Linked DNA regions of Homo sapiens: region 2 is linked to region 1. A link is a loop called in an ENCODE intact Hi-C map of the cell type or tissue named here. Cell type or tissue: heart right ventricle. All regions are shown on one strand. Each heading gives the region's core, and the rest is flanking DNA. Links, peaks and the distances in the headings are about the cores only. Region 1 overlaps LOC124900817 (a long non-coding RNA gene). Region 2 holds the start of LOC124900817 (a long non-coding RNA gene).

What was found. A loop is a pair of places that touch in the nucleus more often than their neighbours do. Peaks named below come from ENCODE experiments on the same cell type or tissue, not always from the same donor. Only the 100,000 strongest peaks of a DNase experiment are listed, where the experiment ranks them.
Region 2: a loop joins it to region 1, with 24 times the contacts of the local background. A loop is called at or near these places in 2 of 110 quality-filtered maps.

The regions. Positions count from the first base shown.
Region 1 is chr4:176,510,993-176,523,373 of GRCh38, reverse strand. It overlaps LOC124900817 (a long non-coding RNA gene), which reads right to left. Exons shown (of 4, transcript XR_007058376.1): 3 at 2,960-3,070; 4 at 1,660-2,030. Among named protein-coding and RNA genes, the nearest start is that of HAFML, 140 kb to the left of the region's middle. In heart right ventricle, for the core only: no CTCF peak of the experiment used is centred there; no DNase peak of the experiment used is centred there.
Region 2 is chr4:176,437,699-176,450,079 of GRCh38, reverse strand. It overlaps LOC124900817 (a long non-coding RNA gene), which reads right to left and starts at 6,993. Exons shown (of 4, transcript XR_007058376.1): 1 at 6,082-6,993. In heart right ventricle, for the core only: no CTCF peak of the experiment used is centred there; no DNase peak of the experiment used is centred there; H3K27ac peaks cover 677 bases.

The DNA of each region.
Region 1 (12,381 bases), core at 1,479-9,478:
CCCCCTTCCCCATGTAAGGGGAGCATGAGCGAAATCACTCAGCCAGTGGATTTGCTACTGCAGGATTTGTCACGTCCCTGGGTGGATACTTGCTGAACTAGAGTAGCAAGGAGGTCTTGTGCTGTGCAGAAGCAGAGTGAGCTGTGAGTTCTTTTTTCTTTCTCTTTTTTGGTTACAGTTGTATTGAGTTGTAATTCACATATCATAAAATTCACCTATTTAGACAGTACCACTTAATGACATTTTTAGAGTTGTGCAACTATCACCACACAATTTTAGAACATGTTATCACCTCAAAAAGGAGTCGCACAACCTTTCCCTGTCACACCCCAAGCTCCCCATATCCCCAGGCTTAAGCAACCACGAATCTACTTCTGTATCTATATATTTGTCTATTCTGGACATTTCATACAAATGGCATTATATGTGGCTTTTTTGAGACTGGTTTCTTTCATTTCACTTACTGTTTTCAAAATTCATTCATATTGTAGTATGTGCTAGCACTTCATCCCTTTTTATGGCTGAATAATATTCCATTGAAGGGATATAATACATTTTGCTTCTCCATTCATTGTTGATGGACACTTGGGTTCTTTGCATCTGTTGGCTATCGTGAAATATGCTGCAATGAACATTGGCGCAAAAGTGTCTATGTGGGTACCAGTTTCCATTATTTGGGATATATACCTAGGAGTGGAAATTCTAGGTCATACAGTGGCTCCGTTTAACTTTTTGAGAACTGCCAGTGTTTTCCAAAGTGGCTGCACTGTTTTACATTCCCACGAGCACAGTATGAGGGTTCTGATTTTCTACATTCTCACTAACACTTGCGATTCTCTGAATGTTTTATTATGGTCACCAAAGGGGTGGGCAGTGGTATCTAATTACTTTGATTTACATTTCCTTGAATACTAATGATGTTGGGCATCTTTTCATGTGCTAATTATACATTTATGTATCTTATTTGAAAAATGTCTATTTAATTCTTTTGAAAAATGCATTAAGATTTTTAACTGGGGCGTCCTTGTATTATTGAGTAGTAATGGTTCTTTATATATTCTAGATGCAAGTCTTTTATGATATATACAATTTGCAAATATTTTCTCCCAATCCGTGGGTTGTCTTTTCACTTTTTTGATAGTTTTCTTTGAAGCACAAATGTTTTTAATGTTGATAAAGTACAATTTATCCAATTTTAATTTGTTGCTTATGTTTATAGTATCATAGTTAAGAATCTATCACCAATTCAGAGGTCATGATTTGTCTGTATATTTTCTTGTAAGAGTTTTATAATTTGGGCTCTTACTTTTAGATCTTTGATCCATTTTGAGTTAATTTTTCACATGGCTTAAGGTGGGGTCCAACTTCCTTCTTGGCTATCTAGTCTTCCCATCATGGTACAAGTTCTTGAGTGAACTTGAACCGTATATTCCTAAGGGTTTGAGAATAGAGTTTATTCCTGATTGCCATCTGGAAAAGTCTAAAGATAACTGTCTGGCATGAAGAACTGTGAAGTATCTGAGATTTTACCCAGTTTGCAAACTAACAGTCTAGCCCGCCTCAGCTTAATAGATTCTGGCAAAAGACAGAACACTTCTGGGTTGGTGACAAAGAACTTTATCACTTATGGAATACAAGACAGCATGATCTTCATAACCTTCATGAGTGCACCAGTTCTCAGTTCTCCATGCCCACAAATCCCACAAGGATGATGAAGAGCCAAGGAACCCAGAGCGTATAAAATCCAGTCTTTTCTAATGGGGTGCAGGCAAATAGGCCCACCCTTTTCCCTCTAGGAAGGTATCTATATTACACTGGCCAGAAGACAAATTTCTCCTCTGCTCTGGTGGGAGACACCATCTCTACCCTTCAGTGCTGTTCACCATACGAATATCCTTGGAAAGATAGTCTGAAGCAAAGATCGTTAGAGCCTCTCCTCACAACAAATGCAGGAACACATGAGACTCGAGGACAGTTGTCTCCCAACAGCTGAATGGTGTTGTCCCTCATGCAGGAGGAGGTGTCAAAAGCTGAGAAGTCAAAAAATGTTTAATTTTGATTGTCAGGATCAAGACAAAGCAGACATTGAATATGTTTAGCATGAAGTTGATTTTCCTAAGTGGTAGGAGTTGTATCATTTCCAATTCCTGCATTAAAGATACAAAGCTTCCCAAAGATGGCCTGTTCCCCAGTTTCCAATAGGAGATATGAGAAAATGGAAGATTGTAGCAGCAGTTTTATTTTCAAGCCAATATAAAAGGATCTTTTTCTACCAAAATATTTCTTTGATAAACAATTTAAAGCTTCATTCTACAAGATTTGAAACATCAACAGGCAATTTTCTTAGTTGAGTTTTTTGGATTTGAGTTATCTCTCTGAGAGACAGAAAGGAAATCTCTTATTTTTATTATTTTTAGAGACTAGGTCTCACTCTGTCACCCAGGCTGGAGTGCAATCATAGCTCACTGCTCCCTCGAACTCCTGGGCTCAAGCGATCCTCCCACCCCTGCCTCCCAAGTGACTAGTACTGCAGGTGCATGCCACCACACTCAGCTAATTTTTTTAAAATTTTTTGTTGACACAGGATGTTGCTATGTTGCCCAAGCTGGTCTCAAACTCCTTGCTTCAAGCAATTTTCCTGCCTTAATCTGTCAAAGTGCTGGGATTACAGGCCTGAGCCACTGGGGAAATCTTTGAAAGAAGGATAATGATATGGAAACCCATTTTGAGATGCAGAACAGCTCGAGAAAGCCATGGGTGATATGAGGGCCCTGGGCACTAAAGGGCCAAGGGAAGAGAGGAAACAGGGAGAGACCCACTGCAAACCAGGCAAGATTTTGTTGTTTGTTTGTTTGTTTGTTGCTACCTCTTGGCCTTTCCTTTTCTTTTTCCAAAGACTACAGTGAGCAATTCCATCCCAAGCAAGAGCAGTTACTCAGTTTTGTTTTCAGGTCCTTACCAAAAAGTGATGAAAATGAAAAGTTTAGTCCATATAGACGTTGTGGCGCCAGTCCTTTATCTACACCCGTAAGGTGGCTTGTTAGTGATGCTAAACTGGTTTTCCATGAACCTGAAAAAGAAACATTATCACTGGAGTTTATAGAAAACTTTTCAGAATTAACTGTTTCATAGCAGACCTCTGTCTGAGGCTAATTTATAGTATGCCCAAGTGTGCACACACACACACACACTGGAAGACCCTAAGCTCCTTTCATCTGGCCTCCATGAAAAGTGTTGTTTCTTTCAGATGTGATTCCTTCATCAGCAACCCCTATTTTTTGAAACAAAACAGCTTTTTACTTGTTACAGCTCATGCCTTTCTTGTCACGTATACTAAGTCTAGGATAATCCTGCTTGCTGTCTCTTTTTGTGTGTCTTACATGAGGACAATTGCTGCGAATGTGAGGTGTAGCCTCAGGTCTCACACTTGGACAAACACCAAGACCACAGGAACAAGCAAGATGCAGGACAGAATTCCTCAAATACTTCCTTCTGAAAAAGAGAAGGTAAAAAGAAAAGGAGAATAGAAAAAATGTAAAGGAAAATGTATGGTGTTTCGAGGGAAGGAGGAATATATGTTAATGGCAGAAGGAAATTTGCTAGTAATCGAGGAATTATATTTCACATTTCATATTTGTATACAGAGTTCATGATAGATGCAACTGCAAAATTTAATAAAAGAGGTAACTTGATTCATGCACTCAGAGTTCCTAATCTAGTTGAAAAGCAAGCTTTGTTTTTATTTATTTATTTATTTATTTAGAAAAGGGTCTCACTCTGTCGCCCAGGCTGGTCTTGAACTTGACTCAAGCAAACCTCCCACCTCAGTCTCAAGTAGATGGGACTATAGGAATGAGCCACCATGCCCAGCTGAAAGGCAAACTTTTGATACACGCAATTTCCATAAATAGACTCAAATCACCGAGAATCAAACCCACAAGTTCTGTTGAAAGAAAATAGGGTCAGACACCTTTAATCAAATAAATATTTTTGAAAAATATACACTTCACATGGCTCCAGAAAAGCATGAAATTGGAATCTGAATTTAGAAATGAATTGGAAACAATTTCAAGTGGTAGGAAATTCCTAAGTGCAGAAAAGCTCTGACTTAAGAGTACCCCTCTGACTTTCATCATCTCTGTTTCCCTCTAATTGTTCCCTAAATAGCTGTGCATACCTGACAATACCACCTGGCTGTTCAGGGATTACAAGCAAAATGCAATCATTTCCTCCCTTATAAGTGTATTCACAGAATTTTAGATAATTTTTGCTTAATATGTTATATGTCTCAACTTCCGCTTCTGCTTTTTATGTGGTCTTCTGAAGACAATTTGTCTTTTAGGTGAACCTAATGGAAGAATTACAGCATGGGGCCAGGCTGATAGGAACTGTGTCTCAGAAGGCAGGATGGAGTACATCTCCCATTTCACCTCTTCTACCTGTGTGTGGTCAACCTCTGAGGTTATGATTGTACATAAATGGGATCAGGCAATTATAACAACATGTGCTTATTGAAAATCAAAGCCAACCATTAAGTAAATATTAGTAGAAATGTTAACAAATCATTCTATGAAAAATGGAGAAAACAAACAGTCAAAATTTAGATGATCTCACCTTTTTTCCAACATGTTTAAAATGTATCTTATTGGAATATTATAGTTTAAATTGTAACAACCATGAATATTAGATAACAATGACCATTTCTCTTGGGACACTGAGGGTGTCTTCTGTTATCACTCTCATGTTAACAAAAGCATAATTTCAACTTTCATCATGATGAAAAAACAAAGCTAAGACAACCCTAGCTCCCAGATCCGTAATGGACCTTTGAATTAACTTAATAATCAAGTCACAAAAATTTACCCTTATAGAAAGCCAAGTCTTCTTAGCATTACAATTCAATTTTGCCTGCTTTGTTCTTCATTTAAGTGGAGTTTACTTTTTGACATTTTACCCTCAAAACTTTCTTTAGGGAAATTGTTTTGCTGATATTGTATACGCTGTTATTGTCACTACAGGAATATACTACATAGATATAAATCATCATCCTATGCAAACATTACTTACACTCAGCTCTGTCAAGAGAAGAGTTCCCAAGTCAAATACTTCAATAGTAGCAGGTAAGAGTTGATTAAATGTGTAGTAGAAGTAGTAAATTTGTACCTATCCTCCTGATATAACCTCACTGGCTAAACTCATCTCACTGATGAGAGAGGGGGAATCACAACTCCCAGTGGACACATTCTCTGAGCGTCAAATATCCATTATAATTTGGAATCATGTTTTCAAGCAATGTATATTAGAAAAAAACATTCACCTACATTTTCAGGATATCCATACCTAGATTAGTTTTTCTTTCAAGTCCACTATATTATACAATCAAAATCAAAATCAAATTAGGATTCAATCTATTTTTAGTTAAAGATGTTTACAATGTGTTCATGAAGATATTGGTCTTTCTATTGTTATGTCTTGATCAGGTTTAATATTAGAGTTATGTTGGGCTCCATGCAATCAACTGGTGAATGTTCTCTTTTCCTCTGTTTTCTCAAAAGTTTATGTACTATGGGTATTGTTTTCTTCTAGCATGTTTAATAGAATTCACCAGTCAGTGAAGCTATCATGGCCTGAAGTTCATTGTGGAACTGTTTTTATTTATGAATTCAATTGATTTCATGGATATAGGCTTTCTCTGATTTTTCATTTCTTTATGTCACAATTTTGTCTTTCAAAGAATTTGTCAATGTTTTCTAAGTCATCATATTTATTGATATAAAGTTGCTTATAATATTTTCTTATTTTCTTTCTATAGAACTGGTATTATCTATTGCTGCATAAACAAAACCTTAGATGTTTAACAAATATTTAAAAGCTCACTCAGTCAATGCGTCAGGAACTGAAGAGTAGATTATATGAGTGGTCTGGCTCAGGATCGCTCATGAAGTTGTCATCAAGATGTCAGCTAGGGCTGCAGTCATCTGAAGGGCTGACTGGAAGGAGGGTCAGCTAGGGCTGCAGCCATCTGAAGGGCTGACTGGAAGAAGCCTTAGCTTCTTGTTTGTGGTAAGGACATGACAGTTGGCTTCTCCCAGAGTGAGTGATCCAGTGGAAAACATCTTTAAGGCCTAATGTTGGAAGCGACACTTGGTTATTTCCACAGTATCTTTTTGGTTATATTTCTTCTCTCTCTCAATGTGGAGTGGAATACACAAAGGCATGCATACCAAGAAGTGGGAATCACTGAGGTCATCTTAGCTACAACAGAATCTAGAGTGATGTCGACTTCTCTCATTCCTGATATTTGTAATTTGTGCTTTGTGTGTGTGTGTGTGTGTGTGTGTGTGTGTGTGCGCTTAACTGGTCTAGTTAAAAGTATTTTTAATTTTATTGATGTTTGGAATGAGACACATTTTAGCTTTATTAATTTTCTCTATGGTTTATCTGTTTTCTATTTTACTGATTTCTTTATTACTTTTATGTTTATTTCAACTGCTTTGTCTAACTTCTTTAGATGGCAATGTACATCACTGATTTGAGAACTTTCTTATTTTCTAATATACACATTCAAAATTCTAAATTGTTTTAAGGATGCTTTAGCTGCATCCCCCAAATTTTGTCATGCTGTGTCTTTATGCTCATTCACTTCAAAATATATTCTGATTTTCCTTATTATTAGTTAACTGATTTATTGGTTATTTAAAAATGTATTACTCAATGTCCAAATATTTGGGGATTTTTACAGATATCTTTTTATTATTTATTTCCAATTTAATTTCATTGTAGTCAGAAAACAGTCTGTAATACTTAAGTCATCAGCTTTCTAGAGACTTGGTGAATTTATTATGTACACCTGAAAAGAATACATATTCTACTGTTGTTGAGTAACTTGTTCTATAAATATCACATGTCAAGTTGTTTGATAGTATTGTTTAGGTCTTTTACATTCTTCCTGGTATTTTTGGCCACTTGTATCATTTACTGAAAGAGGATTGTTGAAATCTCCAGTTATAATTGTTGATTTTCTATATTTTCAGTTGATGTATTTTGAAGCTCTGTTATTTAGCACATACTTATTTAGGAGTGTTACTGCTTCTTAATGAATTGACTCAAAATGTCCCACTTTATGTCTGGCAATAATGCTTGTCCTGGGCCTACATTTTCTGGATACTAATATAGCCACTCCTATTTCTTCATGAATAGTCCTTGCCTGCTACATCTTTTTCTGTCTTTTAAATATGTCTTTATATTTAAGTAGGTTTCTTATGGACAGAAATAGTGAGTTCTTTTTTTCCAGTCTGACAACCTCTGGATTTTATTCAATTAGTGCCATGTCTTTATTAAAGAAAGATAGAGGCCAGGTGCAGTGGCTCACACCTGTAATCTCGGCACTTTGGGAGGCTAAGGTGGGTGGATCACTTGAGGCCAAGAGTTCGAGGTCAGTATAGGCAACATGGCAAAACCCCACCTCTACTGAAAACACAAAAATTAGCCGGGTGTGGTGGTGCGACCTGTAATTCCAGCTACTCGGGAGGCTGAGGCAGGAGGATCACTTGCACCCAGGAGGTGGAGGTTGCAGTGAGCCGAGATCACACTGTAATTTCAGCTACTCAGGATGCTGAGGCAGGAGGATCACTTGCACCCAGGAGGTGGAAGCTGCAGTGCAGTGAGCCGAGATCATACCACTACACTCCAGCCTGGGTGACAGAGCAAGACTCTTTCTCAGAAAGAGAGAGAGAGAGAGAGAGAGAGAGAGAGAGAGGAGCTAAAATTGCAAACTTGGCAAACAAGAAGCAAAATGCTGCCCACATGGGGGTTCTGCCTCAAGAGATTTAGGAGCGGGCTGATGGTCCAAGAGAAGTCAAGGAGGTCAGGACCTTGCAACATCTCAAAAGGGTTTAATGTGAGATTTCAGGCCCTGAGCCACCAGCAGCTTGGCAAAGGGTGCAGCAAGTGTGGAGATGCCCCAGGGTTTCCTTGAGGCAACTTTTTTTCCTTCCCTCTATACCAGGAAGCTGCAAATTTTTCTGTAAAGGGCCAGAGAGTAAACATCTTAGATTTTATGGGCTGGATTGGACCCATGGAACCTAGTTACTGATACCTGTCCTAGATTATTCCCTGGTCCTGGCCCAGTTATTGGCCTTCCCTGTCTACTGTATTATCTTCTCCCTCATCAAGAGATTCATTATAATTGTTCATCTTATGCATATCTTGCATATTGCAAATCCTCCTCTCCTCCTTGCAAACCTTATAACCTTCACCATCTATTTCCTCCCTATCACTGTAATACTTACTGGTGGTACTGGTAGTTCTAGTGGTGCTTGTGACACGGTAGAGAACTTGTAAATCCTGCAGATCTCCCTTCACAATGGGCTTTTTAATAGACATGACATTACTATTTCTACAAATCTCTAAAGCCAGCTTGGTGGCTGCTATTTCTCCTACTGTAGCTCTGTCTCATGCACTTAAATTTGATTCAGATTAAACCACAGCATATCAGTGATATGAGGGAAAAGTGGGGAAAACAAAGTTAATATGACTCCTGGAGCTCTGGGAGATAATACAGTCTATGGCAGTTACCTATCTGCCTTTTAACTATAGTATTTAGGCCATTTATATTTAATTGATTATCAGTATGGTTGGACTTCAATCTATTATCTTGCTATTTATTTTCTATTTGTCACGCTTTTTATTTGTTTCTTGTGCTTCTGCCTTTTTTGCGTTCAGCATATTTGCATATTATATTATACTTTTTCTCCATCATTGAATTATTAGCTGTTCTATTTCTAATTTTTGTAGTGATTGCTTTAGAGTTTACAATAAGTATCTTTAACTTATAACTGCCTGCATTCAAATAATATCATACCACATTATGTGTAATAAAAAAGCTTTACAACAAAATACTTTCATTTTTCATCTTCTATCCTTGTGTTAGTGCTTCTAGTACATACTTTTACTTCTACATGTGTTATAAATTTCAACATACTTTTTAAAATTTAGACATTTAATTATATATTTTTAAATGTCAGTATTTACCCACATATTTACTACTTGTGGTGGCCTTCCAAGTTTCTATTTGTTCTTATTTTTCTTCTACCTGAGGAAAACTTTAATATTTCTTACAGTACACATTACTGACAGTAAATCTCTCAGGTTTCTTTGTCTAAAAATATTTATTTCTCCCTTATTTCTAAAAAATATTTTTATTAGATGTAGAATTTCACATTGAATTTTTTTATTTCAGAACTTTAAAATTATTACTTCACTAAACTCTGGCTTCCATTGTTTTCTTAAAAGCATGTGGTTAATTTTAACTTTACTTGCCTGTAGGTAATATGTCCATCTTTTTTACTCTGCCTCTTTAAGATTGTCTCTTATCTCTAGTTTTTAGCCTTTTGATTGTGATGTGACTCAGTGTTATTTTATTTCTTTATTATATTTGAGATTATTTAGCTTCATGGGACTATAAACTTGCAGTTATTATTTCTTCAATTCTTTTTCAATTCCACTTTACTTCTGGATCTCTTTTTTTTGTTTGTTTGTTTTTTTGTTTTTGTTTTGGTTTTTTGAGACAGAGTCTCACTCTGTTGCCCAAGCTGGAATGCAGTGGTGCAACCTCAGCTTACTTCAACCTCCACCTTCTGGGTTTAAGCGATTCTCCTGCCTCAGCCTCTGGAGTAGCTGGGACTACAGGTGCATGCCACCACACCTGGCTAATTTTTTGTATTTTCAGTAGAGATAGTGTTTCCCCGTGTTGGCCAGGCTGGTATCAAACTCCAGACTGCAAGTGATCCACCTGCCTTGGCCTCCCAAAGTGCTGGGATTACAGGCGCGAGCCACTGCGCCTGGCCTATGGATCTCCATGTTCTACCACTTGATGTCACAAGTCATCGAGACTTAGTCACTTTTTTTTAAACCTGTTTCTCTCTGTTTTCATTTCAGAATTATTCTCTTGTCATATCTTCAGTTTTACTGTTTTTTACTTTTCCAATGTCTAATCTTCTATGAAGCCGATACAATTAATTTTTCATTTCAAACATTGTGTTTTTCTTTTCTAGAAATTCCACTGATTTAAAACGATGTCTTTCATTTCTCTTCTTATCCGTATTTTTTTTCTGGAAATCCTTAACCATATTGTAATATTGTGATATTATATATATACACACACACACACATATATATTTGGTTTCTGCCCCCAGTTCCTGACACAGAGCTTCAAAAACCCCTGTCGATAGGGGCGCTAGGACACTCTTCTGTTTTCCTATTTGGTCTTTGATTCCAGTTCCTGGTGCTGAGCTCCTAAATCCCTTGAAATTTGCTGGGTGATAGAAGCATCTTTTGTTCTAATGAGGTGACTTTTGGCAGGCTCCAGCATAGCTCAGAATAGGGCCCGACCTCCGGGGAAGAGAGCGTGGCTGAAGGTTAGGTTGATAACTCACGTTAGTGATGTAACCAATTACATCCATGCAATTAAACCTCCATAAAAACCCAAAAGGGGCCGGGTGCGCTGGCTCACGCCTGTAATCCCAGCACTTTGGGAGGCCGAGGCGGGAGGATCACAAGGTCAGGAGACCATCCTGGCTAACACGGTGAAACCCCGTCTCTACTAAAAATACAAAAAAATTAGCCGGGCGTGGTAGCGGGCGCCTGTAGTCCCAGCTACTCGGGAGGCTGAGCCAGGAGAATGGCGTGAACCCGGGAGGCGGAGCTTGCAGTGAGCCGAGATCGCGCCACTGCACTTTAGCCTGGGAGACAGAGCGAGACTTGGTCTCAAAAAAAAAAAAAAAGAGTGGGGTTTGGGGAGCCTCTGGACAGCTGAACACTTGGAGGTGTCTGGAGGGTGGCGCACCTAGAGAGGGCTTGTAAGTTCTGGGTCCCTTCCCACATGTCTTGTCCTATGGATCTTTTCCCTCTACGTATCCTTTGTAACATCCCTTGTAATACATCAGTAAACATAAGTGAAGTCTTTCCCTAAATTTTGTGAGGCACTCTAGCAAAGTAATTGAACCCAAGAAGTGGTTTCTGGGAACGCAAAGGTTATGGATGGCTTGTGATTGGCATCTGAAGTAGGGACAGTTTTGTGGAACCAAAACCTTCACCTGTGGAATCTGACACAGTCTCCAGGTAGGTAGTATCAGAATTGAATTAAATTATAGGACATCCGGTTAGTGTCCGCTGGAGAATTGCTTGGTGTGTAGGGAGAACTCCCAACACGTATTTTGATGACCAGAGGGGAAGTATTGTATTGAGTGGTGCAGGACATTTGTTTTTCTTCTTTTATTTGTGCACAATAGCTCTTGTAAAGTCCCTGTCTGCCACTTCCTGTATCTCTGTTATCTCGGGACCTGTTTCTGCAGAATTTTTCTCCTGATTATGGTTCATATTTTCCTTCTTCTGTACATGTCTAGACAATTTTGATTGAATTATATGTATTATTGGTAAAATAATAGTGGGAATCTAATTTTTTTAGTCTTTTTTAAAGTGTGATGAATTTCATATTGCAGGCCAATGAGTGCTTTTGAGCAGAAAGCAGGAGGAATTGTTGAGCATACCTCATTTGTCCTTTTCTCAGATCACAGATACTATCCATTGTCGAATATCTAAAAAACAGCTCTTTTTTCTATATTTTTTCCAGTTTTCTAGTTGCTTGTGGTGGGAGGTCAAGTCCTATACCAGTCACTTTACTATAGTCCAAAGCAAAAGTCCTAAATCCACGACTGAATTACAATATGAGAAAATAAAACCAATCTAGAAGTCTGGCTTAATATTTATATATATATTTACATATATATATACGCACACTCTGAAGTTTGAAGATACTGCTTCATGATTTTTTAAAATCTGTATGCAATGAGAATTAAAAGTTCCATTTGTGTTTACTTGTAACTTTCCATTCAGTCAGCTATATGGCAACAATGGCATAATGGTTAAGCATATAACTTTTGAGCCAGGACATCTTGGTTAGAGACCCATTTCTGGCACTTATTACCTGCATGACCTTGCATAAATTACTTAATTTCTCTATGCTCTAGTTTTCCATCTGTTAGCCTGGAATAATTATAGCGCATATTTCAAAGAATGGTTTTGAGAATTAACAATGTCATGGGGATGAGTGTCAACATATAAAGTGGCTAGGAAGATTAAAATCTTCATATCTTAGTTACCCATCTGTGAAATTGTGATATCATATTACCTATATCATAGGGGTATGTTGAGGGTTAAATTTTACTTATTAAAAGCATTCATATTTCTTGGAACTTTGTGAGTCTTTTCCAATTTGAGAATTTATTTATTCGATTCTGAGATGAATTTTTCTCTCTTCTGGTATTTCTGATAGTATAACTTTGGGATCTATTTTTACATCTCATTAACCTTTATCCTACT
Region 2 (12,381 bases), core at 2,958-10,957, 75 kb after region 1:
ACTGCTTACTTAGGAATTTTATGTGAATTAAAACTTTAGCACCTAAACGAATCAGAACACCAATGAACTGTGGAATGAGGAAATATTTGCACACGTTTGTACAGGTGCATCCTACATGGAAATGTTCTTTGTTAACACAGTCTGGTTAATCTCTCCTAAAGCAATGAAACTGGGGAAAAATACAGTGCATTACATATGGGAATAAGTTGTGCAGGTAATATGTGCGGCTGGATGGGATCGTGTCATAAAATAAATCATCACATAAAATCTTTACATTTTGTGTCTATTTTCCATGTCATTATTTGCAAATTATCTATGCTAATTACTTGGGGGTACAGAAAGACCCTGTGAAAGGGCTGAGGGGACACAGCCTAGGAATGTAAGCCATGTAAGCTAGAAGGAAGAACAACTAATAAGGAAAAAATAACAGAGAGCCCCTCAAATGGCAAAATAAAGAAAGATACTTTGTCAAAAGAGAGCAATTACCAGGCAGTTCAGAGAAGTATAGAACTTAGTTTTTAATTGTCTTATTTGTATCTGTTGTAAAGGCCTTTCTAGTTTCCTTTTGGATAATAAAGATAATATTAGATTGACTTTTCTCTGTATTTGTATTTGAAATTTAATTGTAGCTAATTTTCAGATGATGCTTTGATCAGGAAGTAATAGAAGTGCCTTTGTATTCAGTTTTCTGTGAAGTCTCAACTCAAAACCTTCAAAAATGAAAAGTAGACAGAAAAAAATCTAAATTCTCAAGCCTTAAAAGTATTAAATGACAATAAATAAAGGAAAGAATAAGCAAACATCAGTTTGGAAAAAGTCATTTAATTGACAAGAAGCGTTGTTATAGATGGAGCGGTAGTGGCACAGGGCGTTTCTTGGGTCTTATTTGGGCAAATATATGCAATTAGGAAATGAACAAATAACCAAATTGTTCTTAGAAAAGGTTTAAGCAGTCTTTCATCTTAGTAAACCCACAGTTTGAAAACATCTATGTGTATCTTTTTAAAGTCTTGGTTCCTTTTTCTTTAGTTCTTTTCTTTTCTTTTCTTTGGAGACAGCTCTCACTCTTCACGCCTGTCACCAGGCTGGAATGCAGTGGCGCAGTCATGGCTCACTACAGTCTCAACTTCCCCAGGCTCAGGTGATCCTCCCACTTCAGCCTCTCAAGTACCTGAGACTACAGGCATGGGTCACTACACCCAGCTAATTTTTTAAATTTTTTGTAGATACAGGGTTTCGCATGTTGCCCAGGCTGGTCTTGATCTCCTGGGCTCAAGTGATTCACCTGCCTTGGCCTCCCAAAATGTTAGGATTATAGGTGAAAGCCACTGCACCCAACAGTCTTAGCTCATTTTTCTATTTAAGCCATAAAAACACTTCAAGCAAAATAATAAAAAAAATATAAAGTCCTGGGGGAAACGTTACACATTAAAGATAGAAATATATTGATCTAGATTATTGTAAGCATGTGGGTATATAAATACTGATTTTACTTTTGGAAATCTCTGATTCTTTTCACCCCCAGTAAAGCAAGATTTTAGTAAATATGTTTTTAAATCTATTTTTCCAAATGAAAGTTATGATACCTCTTTTTCTAAGACCCTGTGTGTCATTTATTAATATAAAACTTATTGGTTTTTGGTTGCACTCTCAATCTTGACTCTTCAGCATCATTAATTTATTAAGAATGAACATAACCATGTTACTGGCTGTCATTATAATTTTAGAGAAAATTATAAAATGTTAGCCTGGCTAGATGGCAATACACTCATAATTTAACAGCAAAGTCTAAAAATTTGTGTCAATAATACAATACATTGTAAATTAGCTAATACAACTTTATAGTAACCAATTTTTATGAAAATCTTTAAGTTAAAAAATTAAAAATAGCGATATTAAAATGCCTTCAGCCTTAAAAAGTTAAGAACAACAAAATCTTGTCAGAAATGCCAAATTTATATTTCAGAGTACAATAATATACACACAACACATATAAGTGGAAAATTTGACATTGATTATTTAAATGTAATTATCTGTAAATAATTTGAATCTTTATCTTGGAGCTTATGTTCTATATATAATTCTATTATCTGCCACAATTTATTCTTAATTAGTTGGCTTTATAACATTGAATTACATAGTTTATTTTTTTCTATACCAGTTCTGTTTTTCTTCTTATTGATACAGTAATTAAAAAACAAACCAGCAAATATATTTAGTCCAGGTATAGTAATATGAGTTAACTTCTCCAGAGTGGTTCCCATGTACCAAGCACTTTGCTACACGCTTTATATTCCTTATCTCATTTAAACCTCACAGCACAACTATAACTAGGCACTGTTAAGTAACATTTTGCAAATATGCAAACTGAGGTAATAGGTTAAATAATTTTCCCAATGTCTCAAGGCTAATAAATGGCAGCATAAAGACATTAATCCAATTTTGATTATACTCACCACTTTCAGACAGTATTTTTCAATGTTTTTAGAACCTTCTTGTATTTTTTATTTTGTTAATATGGGTTTATTGCTTTTTGATGAAGTTTCTATAAATCTGATTTAGACTAAACTAAATATGAAAGTTGTTTTCTAGTCAATTAAGATCAAAAGGCAGCAAGGAGAATTTTTAAAGAGGTATTAAGTATTTAGGAGCTGAAATTAGAAGAAACGTAAGTGTATAACACGTGGGCAGAGAGTGAACTAAATGACAATGAAGGAAACAAGAGCTTTAAGCTTCTCAGACAAGTTATGTACTGCCTCATGTTACTCGAATCCAGCAAAATGCTTATAACAACCCTCACTGAGGGAACTCTATGACAGTTTGCCCTAAGAAAATAGATACAAAAAACACAAACATAATGTCAGCCAATAGAAAGTAATAAAATATTTTTAATCATAATAGCAAAAGAGGAGAATGTATTCGAGGAATAAAAAGATAATTCAATACACTAACCTAATTTTGAAAATAGTAACAAAATCAAAAGAAAAAACTCTAGAAGATCATCTTCACAGATTTCACAGAATAAGCCACTGAGAAAATGTAATATTTTCTCATAAAAACTATTAGTAAACAAATTTTAAAAATTTCTGAACATGATTTTTAAAATCTGTCTCAAAGCAGCAGAACTATTTTTCTTAAAAATAGAATCCAAGGAATGATGCCATTGAAGTATGAAAAAGACAAGGACCATCACTATACTCACTCTTACCTTAAATTACTCACAATATGCTGGCCAATGCAGAATCAGGAAAAATAAAGGTCACATAAATATTTGAAAGAAGGTGATAAAAAGTATCATCATGTGCGTATTATATTATGTGCTGCCAGGAAAACTCAAGAGAACCCATTGAAAAACTTTCATAAATAACTAAAGAGATTAGCGACCAACAAAAAATTGCATAGAAGTGAATTTTTTATGCTAATTTATTTAAAAATTGTTCTAAAAATTTAATGGCAAATAGTCCTGATAAAAGTAGTGCCTTAGTTCAATCGAGCTTGTATAACAACATGCCTTAGACTGAGTAATATATAAACAACAGCAATCTATTGCTCGCAGTTCTGGTGGCTGGGAAGTCCAAGATCAAGGTGTCAGCAGATGTATTGTCTGATGACAATACGTCTTTTTTGTAGTGACAGGGTTTTCCTGTGTTACCCAGGCTGGTCTCAAACTCCTGGGCTCAAGTGATCCACCCACCTCGGCCTCCGAAAGTGCCGGGATTCAGGTATGTTGTGAGCCATCATGGCCAGCAGTCTTAGTTCATTTTTCTGTCTAAGGTGTCAAAAGTACTTCAAGGAAAAGAATAATTAAAAACATAAAGTCCTAGAGGAAAAGTTACACCATGTTTTCTCACATATCAGAAGAGAAAAACAAGCTCCCTCAGTCCTCTTTTGTAAGAACACTAATCCCATTCATGAAGGTTCTGCCCTCATGACCTAGTACCCTCCCAAAGACCCCCCCACCTCTTAATACCAACATTGGAGATTAGATTTCAACATGAATTTTGGAGGGACACAAGCATTCAGACCATAGCAAGTAGCAACAAGAGACGAAATACGTAAGTAGAAATGTGTAGGACTTAGATGAAGAAAATTAACTTTATGGAGGGATGAAAAATGCATTGAGTAAATAGAAAGACCATGTTTATAAAAAGACAGATCATGTTTATATGTGAAAATATTCAACAGTATAAAAAGGTATGATTCTAGAATTGTAATGCAGTATATCAACTATTAACCTGAGGGTTTTCTGGTATTTTCGTTTGTTTTTGTTTCCTTTCTTTTTTATGCCAATTAAAAACACTTGATAATTCTTTGTGGAAGAAATAATTGGACATACATTTATGTGAACTGCTATACAAGATACTGAGAATAAAATAATAAATAGAAAACATACAGTCCCAGCTCGTGGAGTTTTTCTTTATGGTGTGAGAGAGAAAAATTTAAAAGTACACCAAAAACTTACAGAATGTAATGCATAATGAGATTTCTATTCTAATAGGCCAAACCTAATTAGATAATTAAGGTCTCTCCGGGAAGTAATCCTTAAGCTATAACAAAGACATTTTAAAGATAGATGCCTACATCTGAAAGACTGAAAATCTGCATAACATGAGTGATGAAGGGGATTGATAATGTTTTCCTCTTTAGTCTACATGTATTATTTAAAATTTCTATAATAAAGATATAAATTTCTAAGAAAATAACACATTAAATTAGTTTTTAAAGCAACTTGAAATTAAGGACCATAGCTTTAACATTGGTGAATTTTTCTAGAATGCCCTATATGTATTTAAGCCCTGGGCTTAATCATCTGTGCATTTCTCCAGTGTGAAAAATGTATTCAGTCAGTGAATGAATATAGATAAAGACAATTGAAACATATTTTCTCATAGTCTATGATTAATGTTCCTTTGTTCTTTATTCACAAACATATCCAGAGTACTTTGAGTAAAGAAATAGCTACAATCTTTATTTCAGCAATTTATATAATCATGTTTTATTTATATATAAATGGGATGAAAAATGCAGAACATTACTACTTATCTGACTTTTACAAAATATTCTATATAACTGCTTGACGTTAGTCCAAAAGTAGTCTCTGATTCAGTCTGCCAGCAGAAGAAATGAGTCAGATTGCTCTCATAATTATAGATAGCTTTTTAAATAAATGTCTGCTGGATAGCATTCCTACTTACGAAGCCACAAACATGCATAGAAAACCTTTTGAATTCATTTCTCTAAAATTTCAGGAAGATATGGTCAGTGGAATAAACCTTTCACAAATTCGAATACATTAAAAATGAGTATTTATTTCTAATTTTTTGACCAATATGCCCATTTGTCTATTTTTTTCCTTTTAAAATACGGAGAATTGAACATATTTCCATGCAAGAAATGAAGATAATTTTAATAAGACTTTTGATACTTAAATATACTTCATACTTTAAAGCTTTACAATGAGTAATCTTAAAATCAGTGTAACTATCAATAGATTTTTTTACAATTTACTTAATACACAAAAACATCCTAAATCTGAAAAATATACTTTTGTAAATATTGTATTCTAATGCCTTTCAAAAGGTGTAGTTAAGTGATCATTTTTACAGATGGTGAATTATTTAGATTTTCATATTATATTAACTCTTCAAATATAATCTCCCATTAAATAGCACATAATGCTTCTAAATGAATTTGGTGGGTAAAATCCATGAGACACTACAGATCAAATGAATTTCAGCATTAGAAATGCACAAGCCCATCAAAGTTCTACTTCAAGGACTGTTCTTAAGAGCAATAATTGGCAAGTGGTATGAAAGTCAATTAGAAGCTTCATGAGCAACTAGGAGCCAAAGCCTTGTGGTTTTGGCTCAGATATCTCCCAATGGAATGTCCATTCCAATCCATCATGAGCAGGATTCAGTTTGTTTTACCTGACACTTGTATACTTCATCAAGGGAAGTGCTAATGAGCAAGCAATCGCTTTTATTTCAAAATATAATGCTTATAAAGGGTCAGTCACTGGTAGCTCTTCCAAATGATCTCCAGTACACGAAAAGAGAAGCCAGAATAAGCAATACAAACCTGTTGCCCCTCCAGTGACCTCTATCTTGAGTTAGAGTTACTTCCTGATGTAGATGTTGGAGATGGCTCAGTTTGTATGTGACTTTAATCCAAACCAGCTCCCTAAAATGAGGTGAAAAAAATGACGCTTTAGATCCCAAAGAACCAAAGGAGGGGTAAGATAGAATGTGTGCTGCTGCTCAATGTGACTCACTAGTACCTTGTGTGGAATTTTAGTTTTCCTCTCTTGTATATCATGGGCTCACCTTCTGATAGTGAAGTAGAGGAAAAGACTACATGCCCTTTATATCCAGAGTCAAATATCTTCCATTCACACTGGCAGTAAGAAAGCTGAACAAGGAGCAACTATTTTAGTGGACAAAAGAATTTTATATATGAAAAATTTACTGCCAGCAGTTATCCCTTAAGGTCTGGAACAAAATGTGTCTTTAAAAATCTTGGTGCCAAATGGGATAGAAGGAAACAGCTGGCAAAATGAGATCATGAGCATACAAGAACTTGCTTGGGGTGTGTTATTAAATTTAGTGATACCTTGGTTTTCATCTATGATATAGATGCCAGCTAGCCTATCTTAGCCAGTGTCCAAATAAATAGATTCTCTGACGGTCCTGGCATACAACTTGTACCTCATCTGCCTAAGCTTTCCAGAACACTGGGAAATTCGACACTAAGCCTTCAACCACAAAGATTCATAGAGGGTGTGAACATAACAGTCATGTCATAGGTATTTGTTCAGTAAACTTGGACCGAAGTTTATCCCCATTCTATTTTTCATTTCCTCAAAGATCTGATGCAAAAAAAATGGGGATAGGAAAAAATCTCTAGCGGCATTCATTTGAATCATCAAAAATGCTAAGATAATGGAGAAAAATAGAAAAATTCTAAACCTATCTCAGTCTTTTTTTTAGAAAAAGAAAGGTTTATCACAGTTATTTTATTAAGTGAAATATTTTCAAAAGCTATATTCTGAAAGAAGTCACAATTTCTCTTCCTATCCTACATGATAGAAGACTAGCTGTATAGGATAATGAAGAAGTAAATGCTTTGCAAGTATTGTAAAGAAGACTTGTAAGCCTGAGAGAAGGTTTCAAAGCAAGAGATGAGTGCTTTCAAAAAATAGCCAGTGAATCCATTTTGATAAAGGAAGGATAGACAAATGTGGACAAGAGTAGTAAAACAGTACAGAGAGCTTGAGGAAAATTTAGAAAGAATGAGAAGATCTTTAGTAAGTACTATAATAGAAAGTATTAGAGGTTTGTGGAATTTGAGCATTCTCTTAAAAACAACTGAGGAATCGAACTAGATGAATCTGCATTGATCCCTTTCTGTATGCCAGCTGCTCTGCTAGTGTCCATCCCCATGAGGTGTGGATTACTTATTAACCCACACTGTGAGATGTGGATTTAATTTTCACAACCTCACCGTGATATACGAATTTGTAACCCATTTTACATGTGAGCAGATCAATATTCAGAGTCAGTATCTTGCCAAAAATCATTGTTATTAAAGATTAGATTGATAACCATGTCAGTAATGGCCAAACAAAGCAGTATGGATCCAGAAGAAAGGAAGGTTAAGAAAAATGTGAAGGAGTAGAAGCAGCACCAAAATTTGAATTAAATTAAGGCACTGGGCTCCAATTCAAGTCATGCTGAATTCCCTTCCTTCTCAAGAAAGCACTGTGCTTTCTGGCTTCCGGACTCTCCCTCAGGATTGCTCACCTTGCCTGGAAAACCTGCACCTTGCCACTTTCTCCCATGCAGTTGTCTTTGCCTACTAACTCATACTCACCACTTTCTTCAGAAGGCCTAGGCCAGCGCCCTGAGTAACGTGGAGCTCCCTTAGGCTCCCCCAGCACTCTCTCTATGCTTGTCTCAATCGCCACACTCACGACTCCATGGCTTCATGTCTCCTATGTGTCTATTTATCCCTCTGGGCCATGAGCTTCTTGAGATCAAGAATTGTCTTTTTCACTTTTTTAACTGTGAAGCTTAATGGGGCACCTGGGACATTTCCTCCATGGTTTCCTGGTAACACGATGGCTTTGCCCTTTGAAGGGGAATGGAAAAATATGAAGAAACCAACAGTTCAGGCAAGTTATATTGGGGGCTTGATGACACGGTGAGGTAAGTGAAGAAGTTTTTGAAAGACTGACTGACTGTGCCTCTTAGATCTTATTCATTTGGAAGGGACTTTCCATTACACTTGAAATGAAATCCAAGTTTCTTACCTCCCCTATCTAGCCCTATGTGATCTAGCCCCTGCCTGTCTCTCCAGCCTTATCTACTATTTCTCTTCCTCTCATTATCTGTCTTCCAATCCCAGTGGCCTCCTGGCTATTTCTGGGACATACCAAACTTTTTCCTACCTCAGGCCTTTATAGGGCTGTCTTCATTTTAACATTTAGGTTACTGTGTCTCTCAGGAGGAATCCAACAATGACAACAAGTGAAGCGTCTCCTGCCCACCTTCAAGCATTTTCCTGCTCTTTCAATGTCTATTAGTCTCTAAATTTACACCGCTGTTTGTGTGATGATTTACTTTCTTTCATCTCAGTATTGGAATTTTAAGCACTGTGAGGGGAGGTTATGGTCTTTTTACTTTGGAATCCCCAGTATCTGGCACATAGTACATGCTCAATAAATATTCCTGAATAAGTGAATACATTGATCAACCACCCTGTGCTTTTGCTATGCATTATCAGTGGGAACGGATAAACATGAAAATAATAGCTAATATAATAGTTAATATATATTAATTTGCTGTATTCTTAGCACTTTCCTAAGTGTTTCATATGTACTAATATATTTAGTCTTCAGAAAAACCTATCATTATACCAATTTTACACTTAAAAAACTAAGGCACAGATAATCTATGTTGTATAATATGCCATACAGTGTAATACAGATAAAATATAATGTGAAGATACATAAATAACAGCCTTTGGTTTTCTAGTTTGTCATCTAGCATATGATGTCATTTCTGAAATTAATTCCCTTTTACTTCCTTTTAGCCTCTCATCTTGTAGGAAATTCTTACTCTTCCTTCTGGATTTAGTGTACATCTTGCAACCACTGAGTAGTTCATGTAAAGTGTCACCTACAATATTAGATGTGCAACCTCGTTGCCCCCACAGAGCTTTCTACATAATTGTGTTAAAGCTCATAGCACATTTAAATTAAAAATGTGTATTTACTTGGCTGTCTCTCTGATTAGACAGAGCTCTTTGAAGGGAGGAATATTGTCTTTCTGCTTCCACTATCATTAATGCCTATCACAGCATCTAATATAGAGTAGATTCTCAGAAACTGTTTATTAAATTAATTGCTACCATTGTTCATATGCTGAGAAATTTTTTAAATTGCTTGTTCCTCCGAGCTTAAGAATCCAAGTTTTTACCAGTTAAATAGGTTTTTTAAATAATTCATCTTGAAATAAATATAGCTTGGTAAAATAATCAGATTAATTCAGACACGTTTCATATATTAATCATGTCAGAAACAAGTGTCCTGCAAACCGTCTATTGGCCTTAGAAATGTACATAAACTCAACTTGTCCTTAGCCATGTTATGAAGACATACCAATTGGGTTTTGGATTCCCTTCACATATAAGCAGTAGCTCACTTGCCTACAACTTAGGTCACTCTGTAATATTCACTTAGTTCATTCTAGATAAGAAAACCTCTAGCAGTTCAGCGTTGGGATTTAATTAAGCAGATAATCTAAAACATTGGATGTTTTATTCAATCTTAACTGAATAATCCAAACCTCTGGAGTCTACTATATATATTGGGCTCAAAACTTAGCAGGAGAGGTATTCTCATAATATTTTTCAACACAATTTCTTTCTGCCTTTAGCCAAAAATAATGTGAAAGAGATCTGTTGACAAATTAAGGTCCAAGCTTGGAGATTTAAAAAAAAAAAAGACAAAGGGGAAAAATAGAAGTCTGAAATTTTAAAAAGTTCCAATTCGGGCTCACAGTTAAAACAACACAACAATAAAACCACAACAAAAGTGGTAAACACATTGGATAGTCATGCTTTATTTTAGTATACTATGGTGTGGTTCCCATTCAAATATGAACAGAGCTCGTTCAGTTTTCCCTGCCTCTGGCAAATTCACCTCAACTAAAAGGACTCAGAGATGATGAGAAGATAAGAGTTCCAAGGAGGGCAGCCTATCATAAGAAACACAATAACAGGAAATAGGTGGTGGTCACAGGCATTAAAATGTGCCTTAAGTGTGAACTTAGGGAAAAAAAGTGCAAACAAAGCAATGACTGAAGCCAAGAAGCAGAACAGTGCTTTTGCTATGGAAGAAAGCTTCGCCTGCATCTTAGAATAGGTTGATTTTTCACTGTCAGGCAACTTTAATTGAATCCATGCTCTAGGAGAAGCGCCCCTCCGCCCCCCAAAAAATGTAAGGTACCACCTGGGCTTGAATTTAGAACAAGTTTGCCCACCTGAAGATAATTTAACACTTCCAGAAGCATTTCAAATATTTAATTTATTAATACAGGAGGTTTTTTCTGTTTTTTATTTTCTTCTAGTATTCTTCTGAGGAAAAGCACAATGTAATTATCTTAATTAACTACATTTGATGTAATCAAATACTTGTTTGAAGTGGACCAGAATTCCAGGATGCTTGTGAGATCCAGCTCCAGCTGCACTATTTAGGTACATAATTCCAGGTAAATGAGAGGACAAATAAAAACACAATACATATAGCCTCTATGAGAAAAGAAAAAAGCATGCCAATCTAGAGTCAACCTCTTAAAAGAGTCATTTTCAGAGATTACGGTATTTATTAGCCTTCACATGCTGCAACGTAAAATCCATTTGGAGAAAATCTTTTCCATTTCCATTTATTTTTTTCAACTAAATTGATATCATCTACCATAATCATCTACCTTATTCATTGGGCTATTTCTGTCCTTTGGGCAGCCCCCTAAATTTAAAGTTCACCCTCAAAGGCAAACTTCTATCACCACAGAACATATTCAAGACTCAAAGTAATTTTTAAAATGCAGCTCAAAAATCACCTGAGTAGAACAAAATGCATAATATTCCAAGGCAGAGGAGAGTAAAATAACTCTAGAATGTTGCTAGTGAGTGTTTTTATTTTAATTTTTCTTAGTCCTCCATATTCACTTTATAATTGTAATGTGGTGTTTATCCCCTCCATTTCTAAATAATTTATTTTCCAGAGTTCCTGAAAATATTTCAAAATGAAACCGAATACAGTTACAAAATGTGCATCTGCACAACTCACGGGCCCATTTGTGAAATATGGTGCTCATTACTGATAGTGGAACTGGTGGGGAATTTGAAACCCATTTAGAAATGTTAGGAATTATCTCAGGAGGAGTAAGAACCTTATTTGGACTGAAGCTGTCTGCAAAAATATGAAAAGAAAGACTCAAAGGCTAGGCTGCTATTTGTGCATCTTAATGTGCTCCAGTCACAGCACAGTTGGGTGGAGATGGCTCATTCTCTTCTCACTGAGGGGAACAAGCAAAAGTTAATTGAGAACAGTGCAGAAATGTTCTACCAGCTGCCTGCCTTTCTTTTCCAGGAGGAGCAGAGAAGGTTAAAAAACCTATTTATGGTTGAAGATTCCTTCCCATTCACACTGTACTACAGTTATGGATCCCACAGAAGGGTCGACTGCCATCTTATTTTGAATCCTAGGAGAGTTGGATACAAGAATGAAAGACAAAGACCTATTCCATTGAAGACAGTGAGAAATTTCGGAGATATGGTGCTGCATGGAGCTACTTTCCAAATGTTCAGATCCCTTATTTAAGCAACAGTTAACAAACTAGAGTTTGGGAACTGCTTGAGAGTTCAGGCTGCCATCATGCCAAACCCATGGAAACTGGATATGTTTCTGTGGTGACTTTAATCTGGACCACACATAGGAACAGGTTAAGCCAGATTATATTGGCCATCTGTCCAAGTCACACTAGGATGTGAGGCATCCACTATTTCCTGACCTAACAACAGTTTGGAGATCCCCAGATTGAAAAGTATGTCATTGAAGTCTTGTGGTGTAGACCAAGGCTTAGGACCACCTGACTAATCCATAGCAATCTTTGGACTTTCCCTTTGCTAGAATTGAAGTACCTCTGGGAAGCCTTCCCTAATGGTCATGGTTGTTAAGCCTCACAATGGACAGCGACTGCTCACTTTTCTGAACTTCTGAACCTATTGTGTTCCTCTGGGAATACAATGGTAAGTAAAATCAAGCCAGGACCCTGCACCCAGGGGATGTGAAAGGGAAGGTGAAAGAAAAGGTGA